3 separate regions of the Mus musculus genome follow, and regions 2 and 3 are each linked to region 1. The links are chromatin loops, found by intact Hi-C in ENCODE. Cell type or tissue: heart. All regions are shown on one strand. Links, peaks and the distances in the headings refer to the core of each region. The heading gives the core; the rest is flanking DNA.

What was found. A loop is a pair of places that touch in the nucleus more often than their neighbours do. Peaks named below come from ENCODE experiments on the same cell type or tissue, not always from the same donor. Only the 100,000 strongest peaks of a DNase experiment are listed, where the experiment ranks them.
Region 2: it touches region 1 in a loop (6-fold over the local background); 5 of 42 quality-filtered maps call a loop at or near these places.
Region 3: a loop joins it to region 1, with 3 times the contacts of the local background. A loop is called at or near these places in 5 of 42 quality-filtered maps.

Annotation. Positions count from the first base shown.
Region 1 is chr16:30,868,519-30,872,518 of GRCm38, forward strand. No RefSeq gene overlaps it. Among named protein-coding and RNA genes, the nearest start is that of Gm25375, 19 kb to the right of the region's middle. In heart, for the core only: a CTCF peak has its summit at 1,718 (motif pointing right); a DNase peak (open chromatin) is centred at 1,753; H3K27ac peaks cover 690 bases.
Region 2 is chr16:30,734,344-30,738,343 of GRCm38, forward strand. No RefSeq gene overlaps it. Among named protein-coding and RNA genes, the nearest start is that of Gm33502, 57 kb to the right of the region's middle. In heart, for the core only: CTCF peaks have their summits at 1,835 (motif pointing left) and 2,035; DNase peaks (open chromatin) are centred at 1,198, 1,838, 2,778 and 3,438; H3K4me3 peaks cover 748 bases; H3K27ac peaks cover 2,949 bases.
Region 3 is chr16:30,789,161-30,797,569 of GRCm38, forward strand. Gm33502 (a long non-coding RNA gene) reads left to right here and starts at 4,262. Exons shown (of 3, transcript XR_384806.2): 1 at 4,262-4,609; 2 at 6,926-7,102. In heart, for the core only: no CTCF peak of the experiment used is centred there; DNase peaks (open chromatin) are centred at 3,931 and 4,041; H3K27ac peaks cover 1,513 bases.

The DNA.
Region 1 (4,000 bases), core at 1-4,000:
CTAAGAACATCTGCCAGTCCTCAGGACCCAATAGCCAACTCTGCTGACCCCTCCTCCAGCTGACACAGAAGGCCTTGTGCTGGGATCCCCACTGCTCACCTCTGGGAAATGGTCCATCTGTTCACAGCTCACCAATGCCCCCAAAACACCGACCAGTGACACCACAGTGGTCTAGGCTGTGGGAACACACGCCCTCCTAACATTCACTCAAATTGACTGTGATCCTCAGATACCTGCCCGGCTTATTCTCTAAGTACCACCAGACTTGGGTCAACTTGCAAGAACTTGAGTTTAGCCAGGAAGGCAGTCAACATCTTGCACATAAATCCATACGGTGGATAGGCAGACACCTCAGCAAAGGAACTCAGAGTTGACACTTAACATTTGCCACCCTAATCCTTTTTCTCATGAGGTACACATCTCTTATCCCTTCTGGGTGCCTGCTATCTTGCCCTGAAATAGCCAGAGGCTAGGAGGTGTGACCTTAGTCCACTGAGTCTCATCAAAGACTCTTTTTTTTTTTTTAAGATTTATTTATTTATTTATCATATGTAAGTACACTATAGCTGTCTTCAGATACACCAGAAGAGGGCATCAGATCTCATTACGGGTGGTTGTGAGCCACCATGTGGTTGCTGGGATTTGAACTTCAGACCTTCAGAAGAGCAGTCGGGTGCTCTTACCCACTGAGCCATCTCACCAGCCCTCATCAAAGACTCTTAAAGTCTCTTCATAAGCTCACTTGCTCTGGAATTCATCAGGAGCCCAGGGTTCGGGGCATACCTAGTCTCTGGCCTCCTTTAGGTAGCTGCAAAGAGGCCCCGCCCCCTCCTCTTCATTCTTCCTTTGTTCTCTGTCTCCACACCCAGGGACCACAGCAGAGGCTCTCCACCATCTCTGTCCAGCAAGTCCCAGTCATCATGAGTCTTCAGGATTTTGTTTTTTTCCAAGTTAAACCAGAGACTCTGCCTTCTGATATTGACTGCCTTCAAAGAAAAGTCATGACGCACAATGCTGAAATATCACTCCTGCAAGAAGGGTGGGGGTGGTGGAGGCAAGATAAAGAGGCCCAAAGTCTCATCCTGTTTTTTCTTACACAGGAATAAAAGGACCAAGAAGGCATTCTGAGGAAACAGAGACTCTGAGGTTTAATGACCTGCCCAATGCCACACAGTGCCTTATATGGTAGAGTGTACTTCTTGCTAGTGACTCACTCAGAAAATAGATGAGGACAGGAAAGGAGTTTGAGCATATTCACTGAGTCGGGGCCGAACCTGTGTTGGGTTGTCCAAGCTAAAGGTTCAATACCTGCTTCCTGGCTCCGAGGCAGGTCCACTGAATCACAGCCCTAGGGAATAGGGGACAGGTACCCCACAGGCTGTTCAGAGAAGGTTTCAGTTTACCTGTGTAGGCTTCTGCCACACCACTCCCTCCTCCATTAACACCAGTTGCTCTGCCAGGGCAGAGTAGCAGCCTCTGGGAGGGGTACACAGGTAACTGCGGCATGTCCCGGACCTCAACCTCAGGACTGTCCCATGAACTACTTCCTCTGGGGACTACACATGCCAGAAACCTGAAGGAAGGAATGAAGACAGTTTAGTCACCGACTCTGTGCTCCCAACAGGACAGACGTCCAACTGCCTCATGGGTAATTCGAGAATCCTGAGTCCATACTTCCGCTTTGACAGCCGACTCTGTTAGTCCCTGCAACAGGGGGCGCTAGAGAGAGGCAGCCAGGCAGGAGGTGGGAGCCGGGATCTGCTTCTTCCTGTTTGTTCGCTGTCTCCTTCCTGAGGGCTTCCTGTTTCTTGGGCTCCCATCCCAGGCATTATTTTTCTCCTCGCAGCTTCAGTGGCATCTCCCACTCCCCCTCCCGACCGCCACCGCAATTTCAGTTGCATCTCCCCCGTCCCACAACCCCCTTCCAATCCTTGAACCGCCAACAGCAACAGCTGGCAGGTGACCTCTACTCATGTGTCTGAGCTAGAAGAAACTCCCTCCTCTTCCCTCATCCATAACTGCTTCTAATTACCTGTCAGTCTTTGGGCTCTTCCTGACTTTTTAAGCTACCTAGCTAACTTTCCTTAACAGCTCTTTACATGAAGTCCTGTTCTGGTAACTGGGCACTGACCCAGTATTGGGAGTAGACAGCCACTGTTGTGAGGTCTCAGGAGCTGTCCCTCTTTGATAACAATACCCCCTCACCGACAAAGCCTCTCTCCCACATACCTTTGATACAATGCTACTTAATGCTCAGTGAGAGCAACCTTTGCCCTACTGTGGCCTGGACATGATGCTGGTCACCGAGGCAAGTGCATGACTACAAACAGCTTTGTGACACCTTCCCCTGGGACCTATTTGTAAGGGTCCATGAAATATGACACCCCAGACTCAAATAGTATGCAAACACACAGAGTGCTTTATTCTGCAGAAGTCCAGCATGCTGGGGTCTCCCATTACCAATAGAGAGACAACCAAGTAAGCTTGCAGGCCTGATTTAAAGCACATTAGGGAAATCCAAGGTAGGTGACATCTATGTTAATCTGTTGGGTCCATCTCTATAAACATTCCATTACCAGGGTGTGGGGGCTGGACACTTGCTGAGGAAGTCTGGAAACTGCTGCTGACCCGTTGTCCTTGCTTCAGGCCAGGTGGCAGGCAGTTTCTAAGGCCTGGACTTGCCCGGAATTGTCCAGTTCTTGGAAACAGAGATTTAAGCCTAGTATCCTTAATTGCCTATTTGAAGCCTGTCATGGACTCAGCCAAGCCTTGTCACCATAAATGCTGTGGTTGAGTCCAGTTGAGTCCCCTTTTCCTGTCTTTCCATTTGAAACTCAAGAACCACAGACGATGGTTTGGAGGTTGTTTGCTTCCCTGCCCTCCAGCCCCACCCCACACACACACTCAGCTGTTAAGAGCTTGAGAAGGTGTTGTGGAACCTTTAAGAGGTGGGGAAATCCAAGATCAAACTGATATAAAACCCTGAGTCTAAGCTTTCTGGGTTTGTTTGTTTGTTGCTTGTTTATGCTTTGAGGGTTTCTTTTTTTTTTTTTTTTTTTTTCTTCTTCAACTAGCGCTTTTATTACTTGTTAATTACAGGGACTGTAAAGCTTTCTATAAAGGGCCAGGTGGCAAATATTCTAGGCTTTTTTTTTTTTTTTTCATTTTTTTTTTATTAGGTATTTAGCTCATTTACATTTCCAATGCTATACCAAAAGTCCCCCTTACCCACCCACCCCCACTCCCCTATCCACCCACTCCCCCCCTTGAGGGTTTCACATAGTGTATTTTTATCATATTTTCCCATCCCCCGACTTCTCCCAGACACCACCCTCCTCTCCTCATCCTCACCCTGCCCTAGACATCTGAAATGAGACTGCTTCCTTCTTCCCTGTGTGTTCCTACCACCCTGCCAAGGGCCCTCACTGGAACCTATGCCATTCTCTTTGAGCTTTTAATTTCCATAATGGTGAATTAAAGAACCTTGCTTTCTTCGGACATGACCTGATTCATGTGTTTCGTTATAGCAATGAAAAATGAACTGAATGAAAAGTAACACACTATAGAAAGCCAGGGCCCTTTTAGCCTGCTTACTGCCAACCCATCCTACAAATGAGAAAACCAGGAGTCAGAGATGGCAGGAGAATGGGCGGGGTCGGCGGCAGTCAGGGGACCACACCTCTAGCACACGTACTATGACTTCAGTGTTCCAGATCAAACCCCATCCCACTCTGTTCTAGATGTGTGGCTCTTGGGAAGGTTTTACAATCTCCTGGAGTTTCTTCCTCCACCAAAGTGGACACTTGTGGGACTGAGGAGACATGAAGTGAGTTTACAGTTGTAAAGTACTGGGAACAGTGCCAACCGAGTAATTCACCACTGTGAGCTCTGTCTGTCACCTCTTCTGGGAAACCTCCTACACTCTCATAGCCTTAAGTCAGATGGCTTATCATCCTTCCAGGAATCCAGTGCTAACATTTTTTTTAATTTTTTTTTTTTT
Region 2 (4,000 bases), core at 1-4,000, 130 kb before region 1:
ATGCCCCTCAACAGAGGAATGGATACAGAAAATGTGGTACATCTACACAATGGAGTACTACTCAGCTATTAAAAAGAATGAATTTATGAAATTTCTAGCCAAATGGATGGACCTGGAGGGCATCATCCTGAGTGAGGTAACACATTCACAAAGAAACTCACACAATATGTACTCACTGATAAGTGGATATTAGCCCCAAACCTAGGATACCCAAGATATAAGATATAATTTGCTAAACACATGAAACTCAAGAAGAATGAAGACTGAAGTGTGGACACTATGCCCCTCCTTAGATTTGGGAACAAAACACCCATGGAAGGAGTTACAGAGACAAAGTTTGGAGCTGAGATGAAAGGATGGACCATGTAGAGACTGCCATATCCAGGGATCCACCCCATAATCAGCATCCAAACGCTGACACCATTGCATACACTAGCAAGATTTTATTGAAAGGACCCAGATGTAGCTGTCTCTTGTGAGACTATGCCGGGGCCTAGCAAACACAGAAGTGGATGCTCACAGTCAGCTAATGGATGGATCATAGGGCTCCCAATGGAGGAGCTAGAGAAAGTAGCCAAGGAGCTAAAGGGATCTGCAACCCTATAGGTGGAACAACATTATGAACTAACCAGTACCCCGGAGCTCTTGACTCTAGCTGCATATATATCAAAAGATGGCCTAGTCGGCCATCACTGGAAAGAGAGGCCCATTGGACTTGCAAACTTTATATGCCCCAGTACAGGGGAACACCAGGGCCAAAAAGGGGGAGTGGGTGGGCAGGGGAGTGGGGGTGGGTGGATATGGGGGACTTTTGGTATAGCATTGGAAATGTAAATGAGCTAAATACCTAATAAAAAATGGAAAAAAAAAAAAGAAAATACAAACTTGGAGTCATCCACCACTCTGCCTGCCATGTGAATGAAGACCAGCCACAGTGGGAGTGGGGAACACTGTAGAGAAGACACCTATTCCTGGTAGCTCCCTAGAAGCTATTTGCTGTTAAAACAAAAAAATGAATTCCTGGAGCAGATTCCAAAATTCCAGGCAAATTTCCTCACTTTTCACCACACGCTATGAGCTCATGTTCTGGAATTTTCCCCCTGTGTGTGTGACCTTCCCTAACCTAGACTGGATGTACGGGAAAGTGCAGGTGGCAGGAACTCTGTAGCCACGGAATTTCTCTCCAGGGGACAACAGCAGGCCTCAGAGGACAGCTGGACAGAGCCCTCCAGGGGGTCTTAATGGAGGTAAGCACCCAGAGCCCAGAGTGACATTCCTGGCTACCCTGAGGTAAGCACACAACTACACTTCCTCAGCCAAGGAAACATATTTGCATATGCAAAAATGCATTCCTGACTTTACAGGTGAATAGCAAGGGCCTTAGGACCAAATACACCAAGCACACTTTGAGCCCCTGATTTTAGGCTCTGCTGGGGAGATTTTAGGTTGCTGATCAGGGAGAGATCCTGGTACTTTCAGGTATCAGATGAGAAAGAGTATTGAGACCCACAGATTTATAGATTCCTCTCAAAAGCTTCCTTCCTTCCAAACTGTGTCCACTCTTGCTCTCTTCCTGGAACTCCACAAACCGTGTCACACTGCTCACTACAACGGTAGCATCCTTCCTTTCTCCTGCCTTACTCTGCCCGCCTCTTTCCTTCACACCGCGTAGCTACTTCCATATACTTTCTGAATCTCATCTTCCTTTGTCAATCTCCTGGACTCCTCCCTCAGTCCCATTCTGGGTCACCCAAACTGTTGCCATGGTCTGCGTGCTGGCTCTTTTCTCTGAAGCCCGACTACCCCTCCCACCACAGAGCATCTCTGGGATTCTTAAAACCCAGCTGTGTCTGCACTGACCTCTGCTGTAAACCGCTGGACTCCCTGGATCAGCTGCAGACAGGCCCCCAACCCCTCCCCTCTCCCCCCAACCCCCTCTAGCTGCTAGCCCCCACAATTCCCTGGGCTCCTGCCCTTACTCTTGCTTTCAGTTTTCACAGGCTCAGGCTTTTCAGGCCTTCCACGGTGTTTGTTTATCTATCCAACTTAGCCCTTGGGGCCCCAATATGATTAAGAAGCTTCTCTTGGGTTTCTGTCCTGGTACTGTCACCTCCTAGAGAGGTGTCATTTATATCTCAGCCTAGTACAGAGAGGGCTTTAGCTTATGAAGTGAGGAAAATACTTCTCAAGGGAACGAGTGAATGAATGAATGAATGAATGAATGAACGAGTGAGCAAATGAATCGTGACTGCTGTGCTTACGATGGTAGCAGAAGGAAGATGCTGAACCAGTGTGAAGTCATCACTTCTGGACACACCAGAGACCACCTGTGTTCTATCACATCACCAAGGTGATAACCGGGCACAAATTCGCACGTATAGACAATAATAACCCTTGTGTCGAGGTTCCACAGTGATCAGTGGAGCTGATGCATGCGAATATGCTTTCAAAATCATAAATGACTGTTCAGATGTGCTAGGGACGTGTCCAGCATCCCTGACGGGCAGAAGCCTCCGAGCTGGTGATTCAGAACAGAAACAAGCATACAGCAGACATAATGGTCCCATCGTCGTGTCATGGGCTGTGTTGTACCCCTCAGCGTCTAGCAGGGTCCCCAGGGAAGGACAAGGCTTCCTTCATACGCAGCCTGGGCCTTTGGCTAGGGAGATTCCAGATGGTCAGAGAAAAGAATAGCCCCTGGACTGACCCAGGGGCCCAGTGGGAACTGGGCTCTGGTTTGGTGCCCTGTGTGTGCACGCAGTGAGGAACTCTGCTTTCTTGGGCTGTGGCTTGTAGCTTTGGAGCCTTAAAAATAGCACTATAAGGATATTTTTAGTGCATTATCCTGAGGCGTGGCTGACTCTTGTGGGGCTGCGTGTGACGCCTGAAAATAGCTTTGGTCTGTTTGCAAGTGATTCAGACAGCTGGTTCAGAGCTTCGGTAAATACACAAACAAGTGGGGGCTGCTGAGTTCTAACTATAGGTCACCCCACCCCGGCACATCTGGAAAACTGCTTCTAATGAAATTTACAAGATCTCTGGACCTTGTACAAACCACAGTGCTGCTTAGAGGGGCCTGGGGTGCTTCCAGGTGGTAGACTGGACAGAGCAGAAGAGCCAGCCCATTTTACCAAGGGGGAAACTGAGGCTGTGAGAGAATGTTTCTTCTTGCCAAAGTTGCATAGTTGATTTGTGACATGGTGGATTGTGCAAAGCCCGTGTTATTTTTTCCAGCTATTTTGTGTGTGTATGGTGGGGGCGGGGTGTGTGTGTAGATATAGGTGCTCATGCACACGTGTGCACAAGAGTACAGAGGTCAGAGGATGACCTTGGATCTTGTTTCTTAGCTACTGGCCTATTCACCTTTGTTTTGAGAGGTCCCTCACGGGTCTGGAGATAGTCAAGTACCAGCTCCGGCCTCTGGGTTGCTACCCTGTTTGAGCTCCTGCCCCACTCTCAAGGACAGACTGTTACCTGGAAGTGTAAGCTGAGTAACCCTTTCCTCCCCATGCTGCTTTCGGCCATAGCATTCCATCACAGCAATAGAAACCCTGACTTAAAGCCGGGCATGGTGGCGCAAGCCTTTAATCCCAGCACTCGGGAGGCAGAGGCAGGCGGATTTCTGAGTTCGAGGCCAGCCTGGTCTACAAAGTGAGTTCCAGGACAGCCAGGGCTACACAGAAAAACCCGGTCTCGAAGAAAACAAAACAAAACAAACAACAACAACAAAAAGAAACTCTGACTTAGATCCCTCCCAAGGCCAGTTTTTCTATGTGAGACCATTTCCAACCCCTCTAGGCATTCTGTAAACCTCATCTGAATTGGTGCTCCTGTGAGGCAATGCTGTTATTCCAATTTTGCAGGTAATGAAGCCAATGCTCAGAGAGCAAGGAGACTGCCCAAGGGGTCACAATTAAGGAGCCCTTAGGCTGCACCAGGGTTCTGGGACCCAAATGCTTTGAGTCTCTGGCAAAAGTCAATCTCTGTAAGTGGATGAGAC
Region 3 (8,409 bases), core at 2,301-6,300, 77 kb before region 1:
ATTGTGAAACAGATGGACTGAGGCCATGATATCTCAAAGGGGAGGAGAGGGGAAGAGCCTCTTCTCTACGCTTATGGTTCCTGAAACCAGTCCTTGTGGCCCACTCACAATCATAAGGAGGAAGGGAAGGTGTGAGGGTCTCTGGGAGCCTCCTCTGCCCAGCTACATGAGCCCAGCGCTCCCTGCTGATCCGATCTCCTGGTTCCCAGGAAGCATGGCAGCTGCCATTTCCACCCAGCCCTGCTGCTTACCGCTTCTATACCCTGAGACAAGTCTGGACACCGTTTATGTCTTTTGGGGATAATACTTCCCCGAGGGCTGCAGCGTGCATCACAAACCTCGCAGTGGTTCATATGCTGGAGGTTTACGGCAGACATCTTTACTTCTGGAAGGAGGTGGGCTGAGAGGCATGTGTACGCAGAACACGAGCCCTTTGTGAGTTTACGGATGTTTCATGAACTGGAAAACATCTGCACAGAGAGATAGGCAGTTTCCATTATTATTCATAATGTACAAATGGTACAGTTTTGGAAACAAAAACTGAATAAACTGTTGGACTTAGCATTTGGAAGGAAGGGGGCCCAGGTAGTTAATAGATGAGCCTACGCTCTTAGACTATGGCGCAGGCTTACCCTCACACGTGTACATGTGTGCAACAGGTGAGTGCTTGAGTGCACACACACCATCCCAAACCTGTGCAGCTTCACTGTTTGAGCCCTCACTGACCCCGGACACTGCTCACACTTTACCTCTGATGAGTGGGACTGCAGGTCATGGAGACAGAGGGATGCTTTGCTTTTTATACTGCTCGATCTCCATCTTTGGTTCTTCCCACACCTGATAAGAACTAACAAAAAAAGGCTCTGTCCTCATCGGTAGGATTGTACTTCAGAACCAAAGTTTTAACTTTTCATAGAACTGAAACCTCCTTGGCTGTCCCCTGCATTTGGGGACAATTGTTTATCCAGTGCCCTGGCTGCTGCGGATCTTTCCAATTTGCTTTGGAAGGGAGCCTGGACTTCCTGATTTCCCCCAATCCAGCTCTCAGCTGGGCAACCACAGCAACCACACCCCTTCCTGTGGCTTCCAGTGAACCCTCCTAGTAGGAGAGAAGTGGAGAGGGGGGAAGAGGAGGGGTGGCGTGTTGGGCCCCTGCAGTGGACAACAGTGTCTGATGAAAACAATGTCACTTTACACACAGCTATGGCTGGCTAGATGTAATAACAGAGGCCTGGGAAAGGCGAAAACATGAAGAGATGGTAAGGGCAGTTGGCTCAAAACCTGGGATAGCACTCAGGAGGGCAGGCAGGCAGGCAGGCAGGCAGGCAGGAGAGACTGGGGGAGTCCGGTAGAGCCCCTTGGAGGAAGAGGAGGTAAAAGCTCAGGCTTTAGCTCCCCAGTGGTATCACCTCTTTTCTTCTAGGATTCAGAGGGTCTAAGGGTCCGATTCCACAGTGCAGTGGACCCACGAGGGCCTGGGAGCTGCTTCTGCCTGGCTTGAAGTGGCCACACACGCAGGCTAGCTCTGTCTGGCAGCCAGCTTTAATCAAGTTCCTGCAGAAACACAGGCATACTGTTAGGCATTACTCCCTCAGAGCCAGAGGAGGAGCAAGGCAGGCTGAGGAGGAGCCAGGCAGGCTGGCCTGCTCCTGGGTGTGTACCCACTTAGAGATGTCCCTTTAATTTCTCAAAAACACTTCTTGACAGCTCCTCACTGTGCCCCAGCTTGCAAGAGGAGCCCAATGCTGTTAATAGACCAGCATGGTGGGGGGTGGGGGCAGCTGGAGCTGTCTGTCCGACTTGCTGGGGAGCATTAATTAACCATCAACTATTCTGTCTCCAGAGCCTTCAGCACTAGGCATCTCTGGGTACCATTTCTGACTCTATAGAGTCATTCCCATGGCACTCTCACATGCCAAAGAGCCCCCCGGCCCGGCCCCCGCAACCAGTCCCCAGAGAAGGTTCTCTTAGCGTATTGCTCAGCAAACAAGCAACCCAAGCAAGGCTTTCTTCTCCAGCCACCTTTGGGGTGTTATCAGGGCTAGGCTCAGATAGGACTCTGTGAATGTTTGCATTTTGGAAAGTGCTCGCCCTTGTTAAGGAAGAAGCAATGAATGAGAAGTGTTTCTTTGTCCTCATTCAGTGTAGGCAAGCATAAAGCAGGCTCTGAAATGTTATCTGTTCAAAATTCAGGTGGCTAAATATTAACCAAGAGCGTGATTGGTATTCCCTATTAGCACAGTGTCTACCAAGTGTCAGGAGCAAGCTATTGTGCTCAGGCAGGCCCTTGGGAGGAAGCCTGCCTCCAGCAAGAACAGGCGTCCCAGCTTTCAAATAGAAGTGAGAGTGCCCTGAGATGCCAAACTCCCCTTACCCTGCTCCTGATAGACCTTTGAGGTAGCTATTCCATTCTATGCTCACCACAATCCCTAGTGTCTAGCTACATCTCTAAGCATACAAGCCCCCTTGCACGGTGGGGTAAAGAGTATTTACCTGGCATGCCCTTGCTGAAATGTTTCTATTACAGTGTGAGGCTCCCTTCTGGGTTATGGATAGCACAAACGTTTCATCTGGGAAGTCAATTGCAACTGGATTGCTGGGGCTGCTGGGAGCTTTGTCATGATAGCCAAAGTTTGAAGGGTTTCAGATATGTGCTGGTGCTGCGGGGAGGCTATTTTATATACATGTCAGGAATCTTGTTGATAGGGAATATGACCTCTTCCGGGACGCCTGCAAGACTTCCACCCACCAAAACAAATCAGCTTTTCCCTCTCTGTGTTCCCTGGCCATCTAACCTTGTATCAAGATGATTTGTTTTGACTTAACTCCTCCTTTGCTGCCCTCTGGGTCCCTCTGGGTCCCCCTGAGTCCCTCTGGGTGGGACGGTGTCTTTTTCATGTGCATTCTCCTTAGGATGCTCCACGTTAGTGCCCAGCTGTGATGGTTAATCTTCATTGTCAACTCAACTGGGTTGGTTTGGAGTTACCTAGAAGACACACCTCTGGGAGACACACATCTGAGGATGTCTAGAGAGGTTTAGCTGGGGAAGATCTGCTCTGGGTGTAAGTGACTCCATACATGGGCTAGGGTAGTTACACTGAATCCACAGAAGAATCACAGGAAATTCAACTGAGTACCAGCATCCAGCCATGTCCCCCTGCTGCCTGACTAGACACAATATGACCAGCCACCTCCCACTCCTGCCACCACTACTCCCTGACTTGATAGATTCTCTCCTCAAACCATGAGCCAAAATAAGGCCATACTTTAGTTTCTTCTGTCACAACAAGAAATATAATTAATACGCCAAGGCAGGTGGTGGAACTAGATCTCATTTCTGGGGAGCACAGCTATGGGCAGACTCCTCTGGGATGCTCTTCAGGCCCTCCCTGCTGCCACTGCACTCCTATTGGGTAGATGTTGCTTCATATCAGGGGTGGGAGCCATTGGGGTCTGGGGTATCTCTCGGGAGTGGGAATGGATGGGCTGCCAGGTAAAGCACAGACACCCAGTTAAGTAGCTATTAGTGCAAGCATGCCCCAACTGTTAAATGGGGGCATACACTAAAAACAAGTGCTATTTATGTAAAATTCAAATTCATGGAAGTATCTTGCATCCTTCATTTGCTAAATCTGGCAATACTGGATGAGGATGCTAAGCTACTAGAACCACCTCTCCAGACTCTCAGCCCTATTCCTCTCATGCAGCTCCTGTGTCGTCATGGAGGAACAGCTTGGAAAAGTGGAAGAATTGCCAGTTCAGCCAAGCTGGCCCCTGGGTAGTTGTCCTCACTTCCTCTCCTAGTGTTTCCACGAAGCCCATCGATATCCCACTATCTGGTTCCTGTAGGCCTGGCCAGCCTTGAAAGCCAGCCCCAGTGAGATCGAGTCAGGGAGGACCGGCCGGGCAATGACACTTTAGAAAGCCCCTGGTAGGCATTTTAGAGTGCTCAGGGCCAAAGCTGAGTCGCCCAGCCTTACACAACAGTGCTTTGCACAGTGCTCGGATAGAGTAGAAGCTCAATAAATACTTACTATCTGCACAGAGGACCTGGTGCTGCTGGACCTTCTCCACCCGTGGTTGTGCTTACCTCCTCCGCAGTGATAAAAATGTGTCAAATCAGTTGGCATAGAGCCGTTTCCTTTCCAGGAGCCAAAGCTCACTCCCACTGGGCAGAGTGCCCAAGTGCATTAGGCTGATTTGGATTTAAAATCAATTAACACATCCTCGGGGAACTTGGCTGCCATAAAAGCAAGATAAAACTGCATCTTCTTAAGTTAATTTATTTCCATTTAAAGGGTAATTAATATGTTTTCGTTGACGTGAGCATAGAGAGCTCACGGACCAGTGACACTGGCAGAGAAGCTGGCCAGGCAGTCTCGAGGCTGCAGCAGGAGGGCCTGAGCCACGCCTGTGTCACTCACCTGCCTCTCTCGTCCCTCTCCTCTCAGACTCCCTCGGCACCTGTCTGCTCTCCGTTTTTCTCCATCTCCTTCTCTACCAAGGAAACTGAATGGTAGTCTGCTCCTGGACTTTGACTTGGAAGTTTGACCAAAGCAGATGGTCCTGATAATGAACTTCTCCAGCTGAAAGACCTGCCTACAGAACAGTAGGAATTATGAATGAACTTAATCTGGGCCTGTTTGGGGGGTAGTGGGGAGATAGGTCAGGCAGAGCTACTGGGCCTTGGGGACAGTGATGAGAGTGTCACAGGGACTATCGGGAATGACCCCCAGCTCACTGGCCTGGGGATCTGGAGAGGGGAGGACACTAATCAGTATTTACTTGCAAACAATGAACTCCCAATACTAGATATCACAGAAGAAAAGGAGCTTACCTGTTGTGTAATCATTAGATCTCACTAGGTCAATGGGGAAGCTGGAAAAAGCAAACTTGGGAACCAAGAGAGGCTGGAATAAGGTCACTCCACACAGCCAGAAGGGCGTGGGAGTAGTAGTAGTGTATACCTTTGATCCCAGCCATCAGGAGACAGAGACAGGTAGAGCTCTGTGACTTTGAGGCAAACTGTAGTAAGAATTATATATTCTATCTATCCCGTATATAAGATATCCTGGTATTTATTTAAAATTTGTAAGCCTAGATTGGGCAGGTTTGGAGCTATTCTAATTTTCATCCCAGCCATATGTCCCTTGCCACTTGCTCTTTCTCCTGGTCACATGCTCATGGCCCATCTCATCTCATGGCTGCCTCTTCCTCTCTTTGTCTTCTCTTGTCTCCTTTCTCCTCACTGTTCTCTCCTGAGACACGCCCCCCTCAATCCTCAAGTCCCGCCTTTCTCTCTCTCTACTGCCCAATCATAGGCTTTAGTCTTTTATTGACCAATTAACCTGAAGAGCAAGGTTTGCACAACAAAAACTGGAGTATATGAGAATTTGCTTGCTCGTCTTGGGGTAACCAGCTCTTGGGGTACAGAATTTAGCATTTGAATACATAGAAGCACTTGACCAACCCTAAGCGCTAGCCTGTTCTACACGCGATTACCCTGCTTCCCACTTCAAAAGGACAGCCATGTCGCCTAACCTCCACTGCTGTACGAACACTCTCTAGAGTTTGCCCCATGCCCAGGATCTGAAGTCCAGAGGGTATGGTCTGAATTCTCATACCACGCCATATGCATATTCCCCAGGCATTTGGGGGAAGATGTGGAAATATCTGGCCCCCATCAGACTAAGACTAGATCAGATGCTAGGGAGGGCAGGGAGGATCCTTATGGTGGCATTGAAGTAGAGAGCGAGGAAAGCAGGGCAGGTTTGCATGGAACATGAATTCCATCCTGGTCAGACTGAGTATGAAACACAGGCATTTGGTAGAGCTAGGAGAGTCGATAACAACCGAGGGGCCCTTTGAAGAGGTTAAAGCCCACTGTATCACATCCTGCCTAGATACTGGTGTCGTTCTGCTCCATCCTTGCATTCTTCGTTCTTTAAAGCATCATATCTTGCGAGACGCCCAGGACAAGAAGGCTTCTTTAGGAGAAGCCTTAGTGGGACCCTCTCTCCTAGAAATCCAAATATCTGCCACATTTCTGACCAATTGATGTGAATAGGGGAGTAAGACAAGTTAAGCCGGCAATGGCCAGGACATGAGGCCAATGGTGACTAAAGCTGATAGAGAAAAGGCAAGAAGAATCACCCCTCTGCTTAGGGCTCTATAGGTTTAATTATTTGATGCTTCTGAGACAGGAGCACATCTGGGGTATGGCAGGGTCTCTGCATTAAGAAGTTTCTGGGCTCTAAAGAGACTTAAGGATCGCATAAACACTACAGCTTCATTTCACTACCCTAGGGCCCCAAGGCTCAGAAGGTCACAGAGACAACTTACAGGCTCCCTGATTGTGGAACAAGTGACAACCTTTCACCCACACCTCAGCCCATCCCGCTTGCTCTGCTGACCACCTGAGAGGAAGGGAGACTCCTGTAGGATGCAGCTGGGCGGACCACCTCCTTTTCCCCTGGAGGTAGTGACGTCCATCATTTCTAGGAGACAGTGTTACTGCTATTGTTAAATGCTGGCAATAGATTCTGGATTATTCTCTCCTGGAAGCTGGTCATGAGTCACCATAGCACATCTTTAGGAAGTAGCTGGCTGGTTTCCCAAAACCAAGACCTGGTTCACTCTGCACTGTGTACTGGAGTCTGCTGGCTGCCCTTGTTAGAAGTGGAGGAAGCAGTTTTGACATTTATGAGAGAACAGACGCCCAGTCTCGAGTGCTCAGTCCACCCAAAGCAGTCGATATGTGATGACCTCACCCTGAGATAGGAGGGTTCCAAGAGAGACTATGAAAAGCATCTATCTGTTCAGCTATACTTCTTCATATCTCCCCACCCCCACCCCCATATTGTTTAGGAGGTGGCCACTGAGTGAGCCCTTGAAGGTAACTGGGTCTCTCTATTCTCACTGGCAGGAAGAGAGCAAGACATCCCTGGGAAGAGGTATGTTCATTGATTCATGAACTTCAGGAGTCCAGTTCTATAGCTGTGGTCAACAGCCTACATGCTGCGTGTAGCTGTACAAGAAGGATATTCCCACAAAGTGATGGGGGATGGACAGCAACCCCAGCAACTCCAGTCAAAGAGCAAGGGTGAGCATCAATGTTGATACAGAGTCCAGCAGTGAGCAGATCGATGAGGAAGGATAAAGATCAAGTGACCATGTCGGCTCTATCCACAGTGTTTGTCGACTGTGTCATATGGGAAGGAAAGGGCATGGTGGCTCCGCTCATGCTCTCCCCGCCCCTTCTATTGAACTTTAAATGTCCCCAAAACCCTATGAAAAGAGCTTAGTTGCCAAGGTGTGGTGATCTGGGGAGGTGTTGATGCCTTTAGGAGGTGGAGCCTGGTGGATGAAGTTAGGGCTATGGGAGCATTTCTCCAAAGGGTTCTGTGACCTCTGCCCTCTCCTCATTGCCTGGCCAACGAGAAGGAAACAGGTTTCCTCTGCCATATACTTCTGCCATGCCATTCTGTCTCATCATAGGTCTTAAGCAATCAGGGCAATGACCATGGGCTGTGTGCCTCAGGAACTGTGAGCCAAAAGAACCCTTTCTTCCCTTTAACTTGATTTATCCAAGGCATTTATTACAGTGACAAGAAGCTGGTTACATACTCATTTACCCCTGTCCACTGTATGGCCATGTTCCTATTCCAGTCATATGGTCTACTAGGAGTTCAAAACTCTCTTAGGTGTTCTCAGAGTCCTCTCTCCCCCTCTCACAAGTTCGCTATTTCCTGTGTGTCTTATCTCTCTGTGTCCTTCTGTATTCACAGCTTAGAGATATTCTTTGCAAAGAGGACTTCTTGGCCCTTCAAGGACTCCCAACCCAACACATTCCATCCAAATAACTAGTATTAAGAAAAGGCTTGCCTTCTCCTGGCCCCTTTGTCTAGGCTTGTTTGGGTGACAGGAGAGCTTTGGAGACTCATAGAACAGAAAGACATTATCAGAACAAAGAGTGGGCAGAAATCCCAAGGTGGAAGTTGAGAGCTCCTACAGTGGAAGGACAGACAGATCAAAATAGAAGTGGACAGGAGTACTTTCCAGGCTCAGAGTGAGGCCAAGAGACCAGGTCTGAGTGGCTGCTGCCGGGATGGGAGAAACACATTCAGCCTTCTTCATCTTTTCAAGGACTTGTGAGAAAGGCATCGCCGTTACCTTCTTCTTACAAGTGAGTAAGCTTGAGGCACAAAGTGTTTAGGTAGCTTACCCACAGCTACCCATCTAATCAGTGGTCAGGCCAGGCTTTGAACCTACTCAACCCTCAATGTCTGCCATCATGTAGCAGGACACCTAATTTAAAACATCTGTTCACCTAGTTTCTTTGGCCCATCATACATCAACCCTGGATCGGGTATTTTCTGCCAAACCTGGCACATTATACGAAACGTTTTT